2 separate regions of the Homo sapiens genome follow, and region 2 is linked to region 1. A link is a loop called in an ENCODE intact Hi-C map of the cell type or tissue named here. Cell type or tissue: dorsolateral prefrontal cortex. All regions are shown on one strand. Each heading gives the region's core, and the rest is flanking DNA. Links, peaks and the distances in the headings are about the cores only.

Evidence for each region. Peaks named below come from ENCODE experiments on the same cell type or tissue, not always from the same donor. Only the 100,000 strongest peaks of a DNase experiment are listed, where the experiment ranks them.
Region 2: it touches region 1 in a loop (9-fold over the local background); 103 of 110 quality-filtered maps call a loop at or near these places.

The regions. Positions count from the first base shown.
Region 1 is chr2:96,503,708-96,511,361 of GRCh38, forward strand. NEURL3 (neuralized E3 ubiquitin protein ligase 3) reads right to left here and starts at 1,650. Exons shown (of 4, transcript NM_001285485.2): 1 at 1,552-1,650. The coding sequence starts at 1,579. RefSeq lists a silencer at 4,409-4,748. In dorsolateral prefrontal cortex, for the core only: CTCF peaks have their summits at 4,527 (motif pointing left), 4,730, 5,863 (motif pointing left) and 6,062; DNase peaks (open chromatin) are centred at 4,494, 5,350 and 5,864; H3K4me3 peaks cover 1,858 bases; H3K27ac peaks cover 570 bases.
Region 2 is chr2:96,402,942-96,410,595 of GRCh38, forward strand. No RefSeq gene overlaps it. Among named protein-coding and RNA genes, the nearest start is that of NCAPH, 71 kb to the left of the region's middle. In dorsolateral prefrontal cortex, for the core only: CTCF peaks have their summits at 4,579 (motif pointing right) and 4,780; DNase peaks (open chromatin) are centred at 2,220, 3,710, 4,760 and 5,860; H3K4me3 peaks cover 2,042 bases; H3K27ac peaks cover 5,000 bases.

The DNA.
Region 1 (7,654 bases), core at 1,792-6,791:
GTGATCACCACCTCCACTCCACCTGCCTCCTCCCACGAGGCCTGCAGGGGTCCTCCCACACTTTGACCCAGGCAGCCCGGGACACCCCACTCCCAGGGTGGGGAGTGGCAGAGGTGGGCATAGGCCACATGTGGCTCTCCAAGCAGACCTGTCCCCAGTGGCTGGGCTGGCACAGGGTTCAGATCATCCTGGTGCCCAAGCACCCTCACACCTAGAGGCAGCCGCTCTTTCTATGGGTCCTGTTTGCAGGCAGGACCCTGAGCTCAGAGAAGCTGAGTGCCCTGCCCATGGGCGATCGCTCCAATTACTCCACCTGCCCCGGGGTCCCCACTGCTGAGGGGGTGGACTGCCTGCGGGCTAAGCAGGGCCTCTGGGGTGTCTCTACTCCAGGACAGGTAGAGTCAGATTCCAGATTCTCTAAGATCTTGGAATCTGAGTGGGGCAGGGGCGGCCCCTTGCTCAGCAAGAGCCTCTAGGGATCTCCATCCTCACCACTCCTCCAGGTGTCAAGCCTTTCAGGGTGTCAGGCACCCATAAGCACTTTGCAGCCTCTTTTTCTCCTCATCCCGCCTCGGGGAAGCCCTCAGAGCTTGAGAAGGCTGTGCTAGTCATCTGTGTTTTTGCAGCCAGAAAGTGGGGGATCCCAGCGCTGCTCCTGGCTGCTTCACTCTCATGCCACCTCCTTTAAGGCCCATCATTTCCCTGCCAAACACCATTACTGTGACAGCAGCAGTGGCTCTTGGCACAGCCAACTACTAGTCTGTGAGCCCATGGTGCCCACCAGGGGACAGAGGACCCTGAGCCCAGGCTCCCAGCTCTTTACCTGGGAGGGTAGGTCCAGAGATGCACAACCCCAATAGCTGGTGCTGAAAGACCAGGTCCTCAAGGCCGGGTGCGGTGGCTCACGCCTGTAATCCCAGCACTTTGGGAGGCCGAGGCGGGTGGATCACGAGGTCAGGAGATCGCGACCAACCTGGCTAACATGGTGAAACCCCTTCTGTACTAAAAATACAAAACAAAATTAGCCGGGTGTGGTGGCGGGCGCCTGTAGTCCCAGCTACTCGGGAGGCTGAGGCAGGAGAATGGCGTGAACCCAGGAGGCAGAGCTTGCAGTGAGCTGAGATCACGCCACTGCACTCCAGCCTGGGCAACAGAGCGAGACTCCGTCTCAAAAAAAAAAAAAAAAAAAAAAAGACCAGGTCCTCTATCTCCCCCACATATGGCTCTTCCACTACGGGACACCTGTGGCCTCAGGTGAGGCTTGCAGAGAACCTTTGTGCCTATCACTCTTTTGATTTGTGCGTTTGATTTTATAAAGATCCCTGTAAGCCAGCAGGCATCGTCCCTGGCCTGGAGATGTAGAAACTGAGGCCCAGGGACAAAGTGACTTACCCAAGGTCCCATAGCTCAACTTGGCAGAACTGGGACCCCACCAGCCCCCTAAACTTTACACTGACCACATCTCTACTCCAGCAATGACACAGAGCACCCTCTGCTACCTGTACCCCCAGTCCAGAGACCAAGCTCCAGGCTTGCAGGAGGTCTACTTACTGGCCTCGAAGCAGAGCTGGGCACCCATCAGTCTAAGGTCCTCGGGCACAGGTCCCCAGGTCTAGAAGGAACTGCCTGGAGAAGGCCAGTGGACAGGTTACCAAAGATTCAGCAGGTCTGCTTTTTATGGGCCAGAGATCACGTTACAAAGTTGATGATTAATTCAATGGTGCTGTCATGTGTTACTATATCCAGGGGATTTCCCAGTGATTTCTCCTGACTCGCAGACTGACCTGCTGGAGCTGGCCGGCCTAAGAGAAGGAAACAGGAATGGGGGTCTGGCCTGGGTAGGTCTTACGGTAGCCTTCTTTCTCACTTCTGACCAATCTCAAGCTGGCTGTGCATTGTAATGGTCCAAGCATGTTAATAAATACCTATGTCCAGCCCCGCCCCCAAAGACTCCGGTTCCACTGGCCTAGGGTGGAACCCAGGCATCAGGAGTTTACAGAGCAACGCAGATGATTCTAATGTACAGCCAGGATGGAGATTCACTGCAGCAGACCCTGGCACACAGAAGGAACTCAATCTGTGTTGCTGAAGCAGATTGAATTGCATTTGCTGTATCCCAGGACCTGGGAAATTGTGCACCTCCAACAGAAAGGAGGGGTAAAGCAGACAGAAGAGGAGAGGAGCTGATGGTCCCTCCAGCCTTTCTCACTGGAATTTCTGGGAATTCCACTTTCCCAGAACTGCCACAAAATGCAAATAGCCCTACAGACAGTCACTGCAAAGGTCTAGCTCCCAATGTGTTAGCACTGGAAAAGAAGCCAAAGGTATTCTAGCCCGTCAATATTTATTTCGGTTAGGAAAACTGAGGATCATGGAGGGAAGGTGGCTTACTCTAACCTAGTGCTCCTCACTCACATTGCAACATACTCTCAAATCTCCTGGGGATCTTGTTAAAATGCAGATTGACTCAGAAAGCCTGAGGCCCTACCTGAGATAAGTGGACCCGACTTTTTTTTTTGAGACAGGGTCTCACTGTCATTCAGGCTAGAGTGCAGTGGTGTGATCATGGCTCACTACAACCTCAAACTCCCAAGCTCAATTGATCCTCCCACCTCAGCCTCCTGAGTAGCTGGGACCACAGGTGCATTCCACCATGCTCAGCTAATATTTCTGATATTGTGAAGACAGGTCTAGCTATGTGGCCCAGGCTGGTCTCAAACTTCTGGCCTCAAGCAGTCCCCCCATCTTGGCATCCCCAGGTGCTGAGATTACAGGCATGAGCCACCGCACCTGGCCAAGTGGACCCCACTTTCGGGGGCAAGGGCCTGGTGGGTTTGGAGCCTTGTGAGTGCCCTGACCCTCAACCTGTGGGCTAAGCCCCTCCCAAGACCCCAGATCAAGGCCACAATCAGTGACTGCTCGGCTAAGGGATGGCTAGTGCCAGGTACGTCTCCACCTTAGTGCAGGCTGCCTTGGGTGGTTCCCCAGAGCGCTGCAGCCATGCATCTTGTTAATAAATCACACTCTCATGAGAGGTATGTATGGCATCTTATTAGGGAAGTCAACTCTGAGCCTCAGACTGTCTGGAAAATTACCTGGCAAGCTATGGCCCTCAGGCCACCCAAAGCCAGCAGGCTGGGGTGGTATAGTTGCATCAGTGGGACCTTGGGCCATGAGGCAGCTGGGGGGCAGAGGAGGTCATTCTGAGGAGCTAAAAAACCTGCCTAAAGCCTCCCGTCCAGGGTACAGGCATACCCGCCACACACTCTGTGTTTGTTTATTGAACAAACTGCCAGGGTTCAGGACATGCCACCCCAAAATATGGCACTTTGGCATTTAAGAAAACAGCAGAAGCAGGAAGGCCTCGCTCACCTTCCCTTTGCCCGAATCCCCTGAAGTAGGGCCATGAGGCCATAAGACCCATCCTTACCTCTGAAGACACAGGGACAGAGAGAAGAATCTGAACAGGCTGGCCGACTCTCCCCGGTTTATTACCCCTTCCCCCTTTAGCCAATCACTTCTCCACGATGCCCACTCTTCATGAAACCAACGCATAAAAATACATGTCCCCATTTCTTTGGGTCTTCATTTCCAAAGGCCCCTGTGTCATGTAAAATTTACATGAAATAAATTTGTGTGCTTTTCTCTTGTTGACCTGTCTTTTGTTATAGGTGTCCTAGCCATGAACCGAGCAATGGGTGGGGAAAGATTTTACTTTTGTACTTTTCCTCCCCTGCAGAATGCTACCGTTTTTGTTGTTGTTGTTGTTGTTTTTGAGAGGGAGTCTCGCTCTGTGGCCCAGACTGGAGTGCAGTGGCACGATCTCGGCTCACTGCAACCTCTGCCTCCCAGGTTCAAGCAACTCTCCTGCCTCAGCCTCCCAAGTAGCTGGGACTGTGGCGCTCTCCATGATGCCCAGTTAATTTTTGTATTTTTAGTAGAGATGAGGTTTCACCATGTTGGCCAGGATGGTCTCGATCTACTGACCTCGTGATCCACCCGCCTCGGCCTCCCAAAGTGCTGGGATTACAGGCGTGAGCCACCGCTCCTGGCCCGGAATGCTACCGTTCTAAGTCCAGAACTTACCTGACAGTCCTCATGGCAACTCCTCAAAAAGGTCCTGTTTATTGTAATCATTTCCATTATACACGTGGGGAAACTGAGGCACACGACAGTTACGCAGCTTGTTCAGCTCACTAGGCATGACGTGACAGGCTGGGATTGGCCCAGGTATCGTGGCTGGAGACCGTCTGCCTTGCGCCCCTCCACGGCCACTCGCCGCGGAGACTCCGCCCCTTGGAAGTGCCCCCTAATTAGGAATATCTCCTCCACTGGACTGCGCGGGCACAGAGCAGGAGATTTGTAGATAGGCCTAACTTGCTGCTGAGTGTCAGGTTGAGGCTGCCCCGCAGTAGATGTCACCCGCCAGCCCCGCTGCAAACCTTTGCTCTGAGAGGGGCGGGCCCGTGCCCTCAAGCGCGGGGCGGTCTCCGCTGTGCAGAGACTGAGGCGGCCCCTGCTGGCGGCGGTCAGTACTGCAGGAGGCGCCGAGGGCCCGGGAGCCCCCAAAGCCGGGAGGGGCGCCCCAGAGGGAGGTGAGCGGCGCCGAGGCTCACTATACCGCAGCTCCCACACACCCGTCTCCCAGGGTGGGTGGTAGCCTCACTGGGACCCCTCTGTTGCAGTCGGCCTCTCTTGCCCAGAGCCCCATCACTACACATGTCTTCACGCAGGTTATCTCTCAAGACTCAACCCGCGCTCCGGGAAGAGCCTGGCACACGAGGAAGCCACTGCTGCCCCGCGCCCACTCCAGCGTGCGGCCCAGCGGGACCGGGAGCCCAGCCCAACCTGGGGCACTGTCAGGCAGCCCGGTCCCTCGTGGGCCCTGCCATTAAGGCCCAGGGACGCCTACCTATGACACTTGCCAGCCCTCATCCGTTCCCCGCCGGGCCAAAATCTCAGAGGGCAGGGGCTGCCCTGCCTAGAAACCAGCCCCAGAACATCAGGGCCGCGGGCGCTGTGGGCGGTCGGCCAGGGCGCGCAGGGGCCAAACAGGGCAGCGTTGGGAGCTTTTGCACAAGGCACCCCTCTGCCAGCCTCATGGCCCAGCCATGCCACCCCCGTGAACCAAGTGTGCTGGCCCACAGCAGCGCTCTGCACAACAGCCCCAGCCTGGAAACAAGCGAATGTCCACTGCTGTCCACCTCACACTCAGCTGGGGGAGCTGAACTGCTCAGATCCCCGGGAATGCAGGGCCCATTCCCCGGAGGCCAAGGCCAGTGTCCCACCCACACCCAGTCCAGGCCTATGCTTCCCCGGGTCTGCCGCCTAAGCAGCCCTGTCCCTGATCTCTGTCTCAGAGGCTGCTCCCGGCCCAGCTTCCCACAACCATCAGCAGGACCTAAACTGCCACATATGCGCGCCATGGAATACTGTGCCAATGACAACAAATTACTGCTACCTGCAACGACGAGGATAAACCTCACAGCCGTGAGGCTGATGTAAGGGAAGACCCAAAGAGCACCGCGTGCTGCCATTCATAGGAAGTTCAGGCAAAACCCATCCGTGGTGTTCGAAGCAGGACAAGGCTGCCTTTGGGAGGTAGTGATCGGCAGGGACACGGGAAGCCTCTGGGGAGCTGGAAACGTCCTGCACCTTGATCGTGGTCACACAGGTGTGTAGATGTACAAAAAAACCCTTCCAATCGGACCCTCAAATCATACATAAATTGCGTCTTCGTGTTATGTTGGCTAAGCCCTTCCAGCCCTAACAATGTCGTTCTGGCGGAGCTGGTGAGTCAGGGAGCATCCACGCCGCCTGGGAAGACCGGCTCTGGAGGCTGGAGGGCTTGACCAGCACTGCCACCCGGTGGCCGGCAGCGGAACTGACCACAGGCCTGGTGCCCTGGAGGGAATGGGCCACAAACGCTCCGCCAGGACTGCACCTGTGTCCTAGGCGCCGCCCTCAGCCACCAAGTCGGCCTGCCTCTCGAGCACCCAACAACTCCAACAAGCCCTCTGGACCAATAGCTGCAGCCCCCACGGGGCCTTGGGGGTGGGAGGGAGGAGAGGGAGGCCAGCCTGTAGCACAGTACCAGCCCAGAGTTATTAACAGGTCTGTGCTGTCACTTCCGCTCTGCTGCGGTCCTCCTGGGTCCTGATTCTGCCGAGCGCCTCCACAGCCTTCCTCCCTCCTGGTTCTCCCCGCCAGCAGCCAGCACGGGAGCGCCCACTGGGCATGAATGGGGAGCCTGCCAGAGAGGGGAGCTGGGGGAGAGAGGCACAGCTTCCAGGCCTGGCGTGGCTGCTCATGCCTGTGCGTGAGGGAAGGGTCAAGGGAAAGGTGTGCCCTCTCTTCTTTTGGTTTCTTGTTTTCCTTTTTCCCGTGCCCCCTCACCCCATACACAACTGTCAGGGTGTCTGTCCTGGAAAGACACCTGGTACCTGCCCTGGTGGTGCCTGCCCTGTGTGGGGTGTGTGTATGCGTGTGCATGCGTGTGCATGTGTGCATGCATGTGTGTTCAACAGGAATTGATTTAGTGCCTGCTATGTGCCAAGCACTGTCCCAGTTCTGGGTAACCAGAGATTGAAGGAAACCCAATCCTCATCCTTCAGCCACTTTGTGCATGCCCTGGAATTTAGGTAAGTGCTACAAGAGGGCCAAACTGAGGGCTGGGAAAACCAGCGGTGTCGAGGGGTTGTTATGCCCAGGGAATGGGTGAAGGTTTTGTGGAAGAAGAGTTATTAAAATTGTGCCCTGAAAGGTAAATAGGATTTCAACAGCCAAGAAAGGAATGAAAGGCATTTCAGGGAGAAGGAATACACACACAAAAGCATAGGAAAGGAGACATGATCTGTGCTGTATGGTTGTATCAGGTAGGATTAGGATTGCTTGCATGCAAGAGAATGTCCAAAAGGACAGTGGCTTGAGCAAGGCATGTTCATTTCTTTTTCACATAAAATAAGCTGAAGACAGGCAGTCCAGCTAGTCATGACACCTCTGCAGCCATAGGGGACCCAGGCTTTCTCCGCTGTTCAGCTCCACCATTCTAGCACTGGCCTCAAGGTCACGTCATGTACCAAAAGTGCTGCTGGAACTCCAGCCAGTACATCAGAGCTCCAAGCATCAGGGAAGAGAAAGACTCAAATGGGCACTCCTCTAAGCTAAGCCAAGCCAGCTTGCAATTAAGCTGATTTACTGGAGGGCCTATGTAACGTTTTCATTTATAGCTCATTGGCCAGAACCTTGTCACATGGCCACAGCTAGCTGCAAGGGAAACTGAGAAATGTGGTCTTTATCGGGAAGAGCAGCTAAAAATTGGGGTCTGTCACTAAGGAAGAAGGAGAAACTGGATGTTGGTGGGAAGCCAGCACTGCCTAGCCCAGGGTAGAGTGGAGCAGTGGTCCTTCAACTTGTGGGGAGGGGGGCAGGAAGGCAGCCTGATCACAGGGGCCGTGCCGTGGAGGGGCTGGACTCTTCCATAGCAAATAGGGGATTGCTGAAAGATTCTCAGCAGGAGCCAAGGGTTGAGGAACCTGGAACTGTCTGCTTGGGGGAAAGAACCATTGGGCAGAAAATGGAAGCATGCAAGGAGGGGAAGGGAACTGTGAGAAGTTAATAAGGGCACGAGGCAGGGAAGGGCACCCCAGGAGAG
Region 2 (7,654 bases), core at 1,673-6,672, 100 kb before region 1:
TGTTACAGCAGCCCAAGCAAATGAACACAATTTGTATAGAAATACATAGGCGGCCTACTCCAGGCATGAGCCACCGCTCCCGGCCCTATATATTTCTATACAGAGTGTGTCCGTTTGTTTGGGCTGCCATAATAGTGCCTTGCCTGCAGTGTCTCTGATAACAAATCTTTTTTTTTTTTTTGGTGGGGGGGACAGAGTCTTGCTCTGTCACCCAGGCTGAAGTGCAGTGGCACCATCTCGGCTCACTGCAAGCTCCGCATCCAGGGTTCACGCCATTCTCCTGCCTCAGCCTCCCAAGTAGCAGGGACTACAGGTGCCCGCCACCACGTCCGGCTAATTTTTTTGTATTTTTAGTAGAGATGGGGTTTCACTGTGTTAGCCAGGATGGTCTCAATCTCCTGACCTTGTGATCCGGCCACTTCGGCCTCCCAAAGTGCTGGGATTACAGGCGTGAGCCACCGTGCTCGGCCAACAAATCTTTGGCTCAGGAGTTTGAGACCAGCCTGGGCAACAAGGTTGAACTCCACCTCTACAAAAAATACAAAATCAAAAAATGATAGACAGGCATGGTGGCACGTGCCTGTAGTCCCAGCTACTTGGGGGGCTGAGATGGTGTCACAGGATACTTGCGGTGTTGCTTTTCTGGCCAGAAACCTCTGTGGCCTGTGCCTGAGTTTTGCTCAGGCTTGCTGAGCTTGTTCCACCCACTTGGCCTGGCAGGCTGCACTCAGCTCACGTTACTGACTTGGATCCCATGCCTCCAAGGGCAAGCCAGACATGGACTGGCAATGGGTGTGTGAGTGAGTGAGCATGGGATCCAGCCACTGCGCACTGTCAGGCACACTGGCTGCTGCAGTGGGATGGGCAGCTCTAGGTGCCAGCATGGGGACCAGCTCACTGCAAGGCCATGGCTGGACCAGGTGCACCGCAAGGAGATTCCGTGGTTAGCACCAGGCAAGGTGGTGATGCTCAGAAGCTTGCAGACTCCAGAAACTGCAGGGATCCAAAGAGGGAGTCGCAGACTTGGCTCAGGGAGCTCCCAGGTCTGGGCTCCCCGAAGGGCCGCAACTCTTCTCTCCTTCTCTTCTCTCGCAATGTGGTAAGCGAGGGGTGTGTTTCAGTCCCATTTGTGTTACAGCTCTTTCAGCCCCACCATTCAGCAGGTCCCAAGTTTTTGTCCTGTGCCGAGGAAGAATGAGGAAAACAGACAAGTGGAGGGTGAACAAGGCAAAGAGGAGCTTTACTGAGCAACAGAATGAGTAGCAGGGAAGTGGGTAGCTCCTCTCCACAGGCAGATTGTCCTGTCAAGTGTTCAGCTCTCAGCAGAGAGGAGACCCTAGGTTGGGTAGCTCCCCTCTGCAGGGAGGTTGTTTCATCTTCTCTGTAGCTCTCAATAGAGAGGAGGATTTGGAGTGGGTAACTCTTCTCTGCAGGCAGGTTGTCCTGTCATCTCCCAAAATATGGCTGAGTCCAGGGCTTTTTGTGAGCCTCAGAGGGGGGGAAGTGCATGCTGATTGGTCCATGGGCGGCATGGGCAGGCCCAGGAAAAGGTGCCACCAGTTCCCCCTCCTCTCCTTGGGGCTGGCAGCCTGGCCCTCAGGCTTCAGGCCTTCCCCAGCCTAAAGGTGAGGCTTCACTGGGGACCCACCCCTTTCCGCCCCAGAGTCTGTCTGTTTCCTATTGCTTTCTATGGCGCCCATGCTGTTTGTGCCAAGGGGCACCTACAGGCCAGCACCAAGCTGCCCTCAGTGCCCCCTCAGCCTCCCTCCCCTGCTCATCAGCACTCAAAGTCCAGAGGGGGCTGAGGCAGCAGGGGGGAGGTGTTTCAGCACTGCCCCAAGCATGCGCACACCTGGCCAGGCTGCGATAGCACCCAAGCTTGACCCCAACCTTGTTCTGAGATCAGAGCAGGCACTGGGAGCAGGGAGAGGCCAGGCAGTGGGAGCAGACACCTGTGAGCCTGCAGGAACAGTGAGGGTTTCCTGGGCCCCCAAGAGTGCAGAGATGCCCAGGTCGACAACCACAGCTTGGGCAGCTGCACCTGCACCCAGGAGTGTGGGACTCCTGACTGCTCCCAGCCCCCTGGAGCACAGGGAGGCCCGGGTCCACAGCTGAGACTTAGGCAGCTGCCGTTGTGCCCAGGGAGCTTCCACTCTGCTAACTCGGAAGGGGTGGGGCTCCCGCTTGTCCCTGGTTCCAGCTGGCTCCATGGAGTGTGTAGCCCTGGCCACACCTCCCCTCTGTAGCTGGCATCTTGGCAGCAGCCGATCCAATGGGAGGATTGTGTGAGCCCAGGAGGTTGCAGTGAGCTGAGATCGCACGACTATACTCCAGCCTGGGTAACAAAGTGAGACCTGGTCTTAAAAAAAAGAAGGAAATATATAGCAAAAGTCTGGAAGACTGGATCCCTTTGAGGGGGACCTGGATGGGTTTAATAAGATGGGAGAAGAGCTTAATAAGAATCTCTTATTTGTATAATTAAAAAGAAAATGTTAAGATACATTTTTAAAACAAAAGATTCTTCATCTAATTTAATCCCCATCTCATCCCTCACAACCACAGCAGGAAAACTGAGTCCACATAGCAATTTCTCACCCTCTTTTCATTTTTATTTTTTGCCAGAATAAAAGGTGTCAGTGTTGCTCTGGCCACTGTTGTGGTTAGCAATGTGAATTCTGTGCCTTCAGTGCCTCTGATGGGAATCCTGCTTTGGAGGATGTGCCTCCTTCTCCATCCAGGGAGGAATTCCACCTGTAGCTTAAGACCCTCCCTCTGTTTAAATTCCTGGAGATTTTGCTGGAAGGAGTTGAAGGCAGGTTTCCTTTTGTAAGAGGCCATCCGGGCCACAATCTCAGGCCTAGAAGGGCTCTGAAATAGAGTTAGGGTGCCCCTCCATCCCCTCCTGCTGGAACAGTCACCAGACACCCCAGTAGAGGCCGTGTCTTCCCGACACCCTGCCCACCGAGACCCAGGAGGCTGGACTGCCAAAGACCCCATTTCAACAAGGGGAGCATCTGGATACTGTGTGGGCTTTGACAGGGAATAAAACAGGGTGTGAAACCCTTTTGTCCAACCCTGACTTTGGCAGGTTCTAAAACAGGTGGGGAGGCGTTGTAACACTGCTGGCTCTCCACAGTCAGCCTTGTCTTCCTTCTTTGCCCATCTGGCCCACAGGCTCAGGGAAGGTGACCAGAGTCCCATCTCCAGCTCAGCCCAATCTGATTGACTGAACCAGTCACAGTGGCCCCATTCCCCTTGTCCATTGTTGGTTTACAAATGGGCATGTGATGCAGCTCTGGCCAATGAGATGTACAGGAACATTTGCTGGGGGATAGTTTCTTAGTTTCTTTTTCTTTTTTTCTTTTCTTTTCTTTTTTGTTTTTTTAGATGGAGTCTCGCTCTGTCCCCTAGGCTGGAGTGCAGTGGCGCGATCTCGGCTCACTGCAAGCTCTGCCTCCTGGGTTCACGCCATTCTCCTGCCTCAGCCTCCCGAGTAGCTGGGACTACAGGTGCCCGCCACCACGCCCGGCTAATTTTTTATGTTTTTAGTAGAGACGAGGTTTCACCATGTTAGCCAGGATGGTCTCGATCTCCTGACCTTGTGATCTGCCCGCCTAGGCCTCCCAAAGTGCTGGGATTACAGGCATGAGCCACCGCGCCTGGCCGATGGGGGATAGTTTCTTAAAAAAACTCACAGCGAATCTTCCCCGCAGAGCTGGGAGTCTGCGTGGGCCTGCAGCTGCCATCTGGCAGGCATGGGAGGTGGGGCCAGGCTGTATGCTGAGGATGGCTGAGGGGGAAGGACTCTTTTTTCGCTCCTGTTTTTTTAAAGTTGTACATCAATATTTTATAATTGTATAAATTGTTGGAGTACAAAGCGATGTTATGATTTATGATTCTTTTTTTAGAGAGTGGGGGTCTTGCTCGGTTACCCAGGCTGGATTTCAGTGCCATAATCATAGCTCACTGCAGCCTCAAACTCCTGGCCTTAAGCGATCCTCTTGCCTCGCCTCTCAAGTAGGGGGGAGTATAGGCATGTGCCACCACATCTCTACACATTTTTTTGTAGAGATAGGGTCTTACTATATTGCCCAGGCTGGCCTCCAACTTCTGGCTTCAAGTGATCCTCCCGCTTCAGCCTCCCAGAGTGCTGGGATTACAGGCACGAGCCTCTGTGCCCATCCATGATTTATGATTCTTGATGGTACCAAATTGAGCTACTAAAGTAGCTGACCCGGAGTTGCCTTGCCTTGGGGCTGCCTGTGATGTGGGATGACAAAGCCTCCTTGTTTAGGTCATTGGAATTAGGTTTCCTGTTGCTCATGGCTGCAAACATCCTAACAGATATGTGAGGAGACCACCTCCAGCTCACCAAATACACCCCCTCTCCTTTCTTCTCAATAATCAGTGAAATTTGCTATTTCGTGCGCGCTGTGTTCCCTACCGCCGCTTGCTCCTGCTCAGGTGGGGTGAGCCTCCTCCCAGCCAATTACTGGAAATTTCTGCCAAGGGGCATCTTGGAGCCTCTCTCACCCCCGTTCTCACCAAATACAGGCACTTCCTCTGAGAGGACGGCAGAGGGCGCAGATTTAGCTTCTGTCCTGCGAATGAAGCACGCAGTACAAGGTTCCAAACTGCAAGTCAACAGCAAGCACGAAGCAGCCACACTGGAAATGGGGTGCCTCCATCGCCTGGGGCTGTGGGCTGCCATCCTCTGCCAAGCGGATGCTCTGCCACCAGCTCCACTGACATGGGCAAGCCACTTCCTGTCGCCCTGGCCCCCAGCTCCTCATGTGTAAACATGGGGGTTGAATGGGCCTCTTCCAACTAGCTGGGTTTCATCTGTTGGCTGAAAACAACGGTCCCAGTGTGCCAGCCAAAAGCAAGCCTTTCACGCCCAGACTCAGCCTCAGGGACTGCAGGGGCCAGCTCCCCCAGAGGGGCCCGGGGACAATGATGTCAAATCTGTGACATCAACACCCACACAGAAAGGATCCAGTCCTTTCAGCCTCTCAGACTCTCTCAAACTGTAACGAAATGGGTGGGGTTTTTTTTGTTTTGTTTTATTTTTGTTTGTTTGAGACAGAGTCTTGCTCCATTGTCCAGGCTGGAGTGCAATGGCGCGACCTCGGCTCACTGCAACCTCCGCCTTTCGGGTTCAAACGATTATCTTGCCTGAGCCTCCTGAGTAGCTGGGATTACAGGCTCCTGCAACCTTGACTGGCTAGTTTTTGTATGTTAGCCAGGCTGGTCTCAAACTCCTGACCTCAAGTGATCCTCCTGCCTCGGCCTCCCAAAGTGCTGGGATTACAGATGTGAGCCACTGTGCCTGGCCCGAAATGGTTATTTGAAAGGATACAAGGAGTGGCGTAATCACAGAACCAGACCAAACTGAGCCTACTCTGTTGATAAGAGAATGTCAAGTTACCTTGTAGGTATAACCAAGCCAAAACTGCGAGTCATGTAGTCCAGGCACAATAGAAAAAGCTTTGACCTCTAACAACACCGGAACCAATGATTTCTTCCTGCAGAGCCAACAGGACTGGGACATGACCAGAACCTGAACACTGGAACCCTTTCAAAAGGAAGGAGTCTATGGGCCTGGAAGATCTGGGGCTAAAATCTGCCTCAACATACCTTACCACAAATGGTTAAATTTGAAGCCCTCCAATCAGACCCTGCCAAGCCAACATTCCTAAATACTTTCCCTTGCCCTCTGACCCCTTAAAACGTGCCCCACACCCCAAATTGGAGAGAGAAGTTTGAGCTGTGCCTCCTGTCTCCTTGCTGGTCTGCCTCACAATGAAGCTTTTCTTTTCTCAAAGCTGGAGCAGCAGTGTTGGCTTCTGTGCAGTCAGGCAGCAAGCCCATTTGCTCGGTAATAGCTGGAGTGAGAGTACTGAGACAGTAGAGATAAGACTTGGCTTCAGCTCAGCCCCACTACAGCATTCCCACGGATCACAAAACCCACACCACTACCCCACGATGCCATAATGTTTAACCATGCCGCTTACTTAAAGAACTCTGGCCAGGCGCAGTGGCTCACATGTGTAATCCTAGCATTTTGAGAGGCGAGGCAGGCGGATCGCTTGAGTCTGTAAGTTTTAGACCTGCTTGGGCAACATGACAAAACCCCGTCTCTCCAAAAAAATACAAAAATTAGCTGAGCATAGTGACAAACACGTGTAGTCCCAGCTACTCAGGAGTCTGAGGTGGGAGGATCACTTGAGCCCAGGGAGGTCAAGTCTGCAGTGAGTCATGATGGTGCCATTGTACTCCAGCCTGGCAACACAGCAAGACCCTGTCTCAAAAAAAAGAAAAAAAAAAATTCCAGGAACTGGCCTGAGGAGATAACCAAGGTTGCACAGTGTCGCATCCCAGGAAGGAATTCTGAACAATTGATTTAAAGCTTTGTTGCTACCAGCCAGACCACCAGGTGGCCCATTATTATTAATGGGTCATGGTTATCCTGACCATGAAAACCATGGCAATCAAATATGCTGACCTGCACACCCTACCCCTTATGAGGTCTGCCCGGCTCAGCCTGCTCGCCCTACCCCTGATATTAGTTCCTATGCTTTGTCTAATAAAAAAATCTCCACCAGCTCTTTTTGGAGAGTCAGTCAGGAAATTCTCTCTCTCTCTCTCCCTCTCTCTCTCTCTGTCTCTCTCTCTTTCTGTCGCTCTCTCTGCCTTTCTCTCACTGTCTTTCTGTCTCTCTCTGTCTCTGTCCTTCTGTCTCTTTCTCTGTCTTTCTGTCTTTTTCTCTGTCTCTGTCTCTCTCTGTCTCTCACTCTCTGTCTCTCCGTCACTCTCTCTCTCTGTCTCTCTATCACTCTCTCTCTCTCTCTCTCTCTCTCTCTCCTCTCTAGTGCTGCCTCCCTTATGTCCAGGCATAAGCTCTAATGAAGCCTCGTCTGGGAAAACTCTTTTGGCCTCATGTCAATTTCTTTTACATCCAGAGCCAACAGCCTGTGGTGGGTAATCGTCCCTTCTCTAATTACTTGCCCAGCATCTACCAAGCAGGCCCTGTCAGCGGGAGTCCTGCCTGCACTCCTCCCGGGGCGGATGCTCTCCTCTTGGCTAGCCCAGACAGGTGCCCTTGGGGCTCCCCGCCAGGCAGGCACTGACCTCCCGCGGTCCAGCCACCTCCTGCTCTCAGGGATGCCCCAGCCGGATCTCAGCCCAGCAATCCCGGGTCTCCAGCCTGCCGCTCCACCCTGGGCTGCCTCCTGACTGTTAACACATGACATTGACAGGGACTGTCTCTGTTATGGGTTGAATGTTTGTGTTCCCCCAAAGGAAACGAGAATATTTCACCCCAAAATATACCTCTTTGGCTTATTTTGAGATGGCTATTCAGAGAGGCTGCAAACAGAAGAAGGACTTTGAAAAGCTGCCTTTCGTGAGGGAGAGTTGCACCTGGAGAGAAAATCTATGTTAGTGAAATCAATGCCCAGGCTTTCCCTGAGGACCCTGTAAGCAAGTGGGGTGCAGGGGTGAGGGGGTTGGGGGATCTCAAAGGATTATAGGAATTTAATCAACTTAAGCAATCAGCCTGTTTTGGGTTTTTTTGTTTTGTTTTGTTTTTTGTTTTTTTTGAGACAGAGTCTCGCTCTTTCACTCAGGCTGGAGTGCCAGGCTGGAGTGTGAT